Regions from separate parts of the Mus musculus genome. Here region 1 is linked to region 2. A link is a loop called in an ENCODE intact Hi-C map of the cell type or tissue named here. Cell type or tissue: left cerebral cortex. All regions are shown on one strand. Links, peaks and the distances in the headings refer to the core of each region. The heading gives the core; the rest is flanking DNA.

Evidence for each region. A loop is a pair of places that touch in the nucleus more often than their neighbours do. Peaks named below come from ENCODE experiments on the same cell type or tissue, not always from the same donor. Only the 100,000 strongest peaks of a DNase experiment are listed, where the experiment ranks them.
Region 1: a loop joins it to region 2, with 2.0 times the contacts of the local background. A loop is called at or near these places in 2 of 42 quality-filtered maps.

The regions. Positions count from the first base shown.
Region 1 is chr14:118,318,462-118,321,272 of GRCm38, reverse strand. No RefSeq gene overlaps it. Among named protein-coding and RNA genes, the nearest start is that of Gm32093, 2.9 kb to the left of the region's middle. In left cerebral cortex, for the core only: a CTCF peak has its summit at 991; DNase peaks (open chromatin) are centred at 986 and 2,505.
Region 2 is chr14:118,238,389-118,241,199 of GRCm38, reverse strand. The region is part of intron 1 of Gm4675 (predicted gene 4675); the gene reads right to left. Among named protein-coding and RNA genes, the nearest start is that of Sox21, 2.8 kb to the right of the region's middle. In left cerebral cortex, for the core only: a CTCF peak has its summit at 1,651; no DNase peak of the experiment used is centred there.

The sequences.
Region 1 (2,811 bases), core at 36-2,535, 80 kb before region 2:
TCTGTAGCTCCTCTTTCTTCCTCTTTCTGAGATGGATCCCACTGTAATCTGTTTGAGAATAGCATTTATGGCTCCTATAGGTGGCACACGCACAGAGAGTCACTCAAAGTTGGCTTTGACCAGAAAATTTCACTCAAGGGTTGCTGCCTAAGGCCTAGGACTCCTGCAGGCTTCAGCAGGTGATCAGGGATGGTAACAGCCATCCTTGGGGACTCTGCCTGACTCCCTCTCATCTGGAGCTGTAGGGGTTACTGTACCCCACATCTCTGAACCAACATGGTAAAGCTCATTGTCCAAGTCACAAAGTAAACATGAAAGAAAACAACCTGGAGAGATCTTGAGATGAATTTGAAAATTGGTTCATTCTTCAATAATTCTAAGTGCAATAATAACCACTATAATGATGCTAACGACACAAGGCAGCCGTACGTACCTTTCATCTAAGCTCAAAGCACTAGACAGTAATGGCCTGGGATAGGATCCCATCCTAGGTAGCTTTATGGGAGAATCCACACAATTACAACGCCATAATGATACTATGATAACATTAATAATACCTTGTGTTTACACAATGTCTATCTCTGGGAAACCTGGGCACCTGAGAGATGCTGATCTAATTAAACACCGAGTCTCAGGCACACAGGTCTATGGCAGGCATTTTCCATTTAAAAGCTCTTTAGGGAATGGTGGGAACCCTGGCATCACCCACCTCCCTTCCTACAAGGTATTTGTGAATATAAAGGACAAAGATTGCCCAGATCCAAATCTCACAACTACAAGGAAGAACAATGTTAATAGCACAACATAATAATACTGCTTCCATCTCTGCTCATCTGATATACTTGTCTTTCAAATGATGGGTTTAACTCATATCCTGTCCCTTTTCCTTGAGAGATTTTCACACAGCTCCGCCAGTGAAAAGAAGACGGTGACGTTGCTGGAAGAGAGACAGTCTTCAGTGTGGTTCCTTCAGCGGCTGCTAGGACACAATCTCAGCTTTTCTGTGGCTGGCTCCATTTCACAGGGATATTTTAGAAAAGCTTTAGTTATGTGAAGTGGATTTTAAAAATACCTTTGGCTTTGAGAGGCAGGGAAGTGGGACTGGGTTAGGTTCAGCATGGGATGATCTCAGAGCAAATAAAAGAACTAAATGGAAAGAAACTCCCTTAAAATAAAATTTCTGAAAAAAAAATTTCTGCTATAGATTAATTCAACGTGAGCAGCGTTACACAGGACCTCCTTCCACGCACTACGAGATGCTCAAGGAAATACTTTAATTTTACCACAATCTCAAATATTCAGTGACAGCCATAACATTTATCATGGTCTGTGATCATGTTTCTAACTTGTTCTCTTATTTTCACCCTACTAGGAGATAAAGCCACTTCACATAACTAAAGGTTTTCACCCTTGAGGGCAAGGGTCATGTCTGTCTTTATTCATTAATATATTATATACATACATACATACACACACATATATACATGTATATATGTATATACACATATATACACATATATATTACATGTATACATATGTGTATACATATGTGTATACACATATATATTACATGTATACATATATTACATATATTCGAGTTAACTCGTGGTATATGGTTAATTAATAAACACTAAATAAATACTTCATATTGAATAAATGTAGAAGCTGAAACATAGTAACGTGGTTGGAGACTAGAGTTTTCCATTAGAAGTCAAGACTGTGCCATTTTCTAGGTTTACACCCCAAAGAAATGTCTTAATCTCTTGGAGTCTCCTGCCTCACTCACATCTTTCATATGTTCCTGGGTATTAACCGGAAGCCATGCAGGTAAATTCGTTAGCCTAAATCCTTGATAACCAAAGTTACGCAACAGTTTGAACCCATCTTTAAGGTTAGTGGATACCTATGCCGTGCACAGCCTTGCCCTTCCTCCACAACCACACTTACCACTAGAAATCTCCCTGTAACCCAGAGATGGCATCCCTTCTGGGGTTGTGACCAACTGCGCTGGGCTAAGGACAGACGCAAAGAAAGACTACGCCAGGTAGCTGGCATTGTGTGCAAGGTTTTCGTTTTGGACATCCTCGCCATCTTTGGGGACCCTCGAGGCCTCCTCTAACCTATCTTAGCTCTGTCCACATTAAGGCTCAGCTATGAAAGCAGACACAGAGCTTCCAATACTCCTACTTCACGCATCACACGCCTCCATATTTACCCCCTGCTCCAGTATGGCTATCTTAGAATCTTTCTTTAAGATCATTTGAAGGATGAAACAAGGAATGGTAGGTCGTAGAGCCTGGAAAACCACTATGTGCCCTGGCTGTGGGGAATAGAGGTGGGACTCTCTGTGCCCCACACCTGTGTCTCACCTCCTCCTAACCAAAGCTTCTGGCGAACCACGAACCACGTGAACTGTGGCGCACTGAAGGCGATTCTAGGAGACTCAAGCAGCATGCAGAGGAGGCGGGATCTCTGCTTTGTCAGGATTGGTGCATCCTGGGCAGTTTTCCAAAGCGCGTAGAGCAGTTTAACAAATCTTCTCCCAGCTGAGGCTGTGAGCTGGTTGGAACCGGTAAGGAGATTGGTTTGCAAAAGAATGTGAGCTGCTGCCAGGGAAGGACTGGGGTTGGGGGCTGGCTGGGAGGCTCTTGGTCTCCTCTGTTATTCCTCCTGGTTCAGAATAAGCGCAGGCCTCTTGCTCTGCTGCTAAAGCTGCCTGACACGTGGCATGTTACATTCTCTAGGGCTTAGTTTCCTCACCTACACTCCACACGAGCGTGCAGTAGGATCACATGGGATCTCACCATTCTG
Region 2 (2,811 bases), core at 167-2,666:
AGCTAGAGCCATGAGTCCCATCATGTGTTTTCTTTGATTGGCAGTTTAGTTCCTGGGAGCTCTGGGAGTACCGGTTGGTTCATATTGTTGTTCCTCCTATGGGGCTGCAAACCCCTTCTGCTCCTTGGGTACTTTCTCTAGCTCCTTCATTGGAGACCCTGTGCTCTGCCCAGTGGATGGCTGTAAGCATCCACTTCTGTGTTTGTCAGGCACTGGCAGAGCCTCTCAGGAGAGAGCTACATCGGGCTGTGAAGATGGACCCTCAGAGGACCGGCCCTAAGTCAGTCACAGGAATGCAGGAGGGTCTGCACACTGAGTCACCCAGCAGTGACTGCGCAGCTGATGTCCTTCTGTTGCCTGCCATAGGACGACTACTGAGGAATCACCTACTCTAAGGCGCCTTTCCAATCCATAAACTGGGGTGTGACTCTTACTCTATAGTACTTCTCAAAAAGCGCAGAGAGGGCTAAGAACTAAGTCCTAGCAGCTGGGAAATAAGAAAACTACTCTCTGAATGAACCCCAAGGCATCCACAGACAGGTCCCCAGTCAGAAGGAAGGGCATCCAGGAGGAATCCTCTCAGATTTGTTCTTCTCCTAATAAACAGACCGCGCTGCTGATGTAACTGATGAGTGGCCCCGCCCTGCCAACGTCACGAGTCACATGACAGGATTGTGGTTCTGGATTTGCCTCAGCCTAGCAACCAACCCTCAACCCTCCCCATCTACCCCCTTAAAAGCACTTATCTACAGAGATTAAAGCTTTCTGCTATTTTTGCAGGGTTCTTGAAGCTTAAAATTGGGATTTTGTGCAACTGCCTCTCTTAAATTTAGAAAGGTTTTCCTGGCGGGGGTAGGGCTGAGGGCCTTGGGTGGGGCCGAAGAGTCAGAAAGAGACAATTTTGGTGTTTCTAGTGTAGTCATTAGGGAAAGCTCTTCTAGCCAGTGCCAACCTCCTTGTACAACCTCATCAGTACAACCTTAGCTTTGTAAGCACAGCAGAAACGATGAAAATCGGGGACTGAAATCTCAAAATGATACGAAAGCCTATATTTGTACCCTCTGATGTAACTCACTTTTCTTGCCTGTTTAATCCATTTGGAACCTGTATCGCCCTGCCCCCCCCCCCCCCCCCGTAGGATAAAAGACTGGGAAAGCAGAGCTGTCACTAAAGCCTAAATAAGGTTGGCTGCTGTCATCATTCCCTTCTTAGCAGGTCAAACAAGCTGCATTGCATTTCGAGCGAAAGATGACTCTTTCCTAGCACCTGCTGAAGAGCTGGACCCCAAGGTTCTCTTAAGGATAGTTTTAGACGCCCCGATTCCACGTGGATCCCACCATGAGGCTTGGCCTCTAAGTGTTGAAAGTATCCTGAAGGTTGGGTTCCTGAAACCTGTAGATTAAAATATCATACAGAGTGAGGATGGAGCAAAAGGAAAGGAGAGGAGGAGATGGAGGAGGAAGAAGCAGGAGGAGGAAGTGGGGAGGAGAACGTTGAAAAGATGGGGGGGGGGAGGGGGAGGCGTCTAGGTTCACACTGGGACCTGGACCTCCCTATGCCTTTGAGAAGAAGAAAGTGGATCTGCCTGGTTTGATGCTGCCAGGTACTTTTCGACTCCTGCCAGCATCATTGCTGCCTCCTAGTGAAGCTTTCGGGACTGGGAAAGGAGAGCAATTATGAAGGAGGCTATGAGGCGGGGGAGGGCAGTATCAGGACACCCACAGACTTTCCATGCAAGTCTGCTCTGTTTCCCACTGGATACTTCTGTGGCTCGGGCACTACCGTGTCCCTAAAGAAAGCAGAGTCTCCTGGTGAAACTAACCAGGTGGTCTGCTCTCTGCGTGCTTCCTAAGAGTCGACAGGACCCATCGCACTGACAAGTCTCTATCATTTCCTTGTCTTTTACCTATTCCTCATATGGGCCATTCCCTTTCCTATAACCTACATATTCATCATTCAGAAGGGACTGCACCCTAGTTGTTTAAGCATGTGCCATTCTACCGATCTGAACATAACAGGGGAGCAAATGAAAACTGAATTTACATTTGCACACACACACACACACACACACACACACACACACACACACACACACACACACAAAGGTTTGGGGCTTTCCCTTATTAAAAGCTCTGCTGGGCTCATGCCAGAGGGGTCTGGAGGTTGATGGGTAACAGGGAAACTATTTTCTTTTATCTCACAATTATTGAGGATGCTCTTTTCTTCAGATGTGAAGGTCTCAGGACAAGAATACTGACCCCCCACCCCCCCAAAAATCCAGAAGTGATAAACCAAAGCATCGCCCATTTTGAACTGTGCTAAGTTTTGTTTCATGAACACAGGTCGCACACACAATTATTTTCTTTTTATGATGTCTCTGCTTTCTACTGAGTTTTCTAACTTGGCTCACTTGCTAAAAGGGCAATGTTACATAGTTTATACTGGGGTTATTCACAAAAGTTTTATGTATTTGATTTTTGACAACTTATAGCATACATAAGCATAGATTTCAGTCATATATACAAACATTTCTATGCAATCATAATTTATTGCATGTTTATAAGATAAATTTGAAGCGCATAAATTATTTAAATTACCAACATAAATTGATTTCTTCAGCCTTCAATCTTTTTATGTCAAGATAATTTTCATTACTAGACTCAACTTTATTCAGAATTAGTGAATAACAGTTTTCATATATTGTGTTCCCATATATATGTTCTTTGTGTGACAGTGGGTAATATTTTGTCTCAAAACTATTATGCAAGTTGGTAGGTTGAAAGCTCAGAGACAGTAATTTTGTAGTTTATC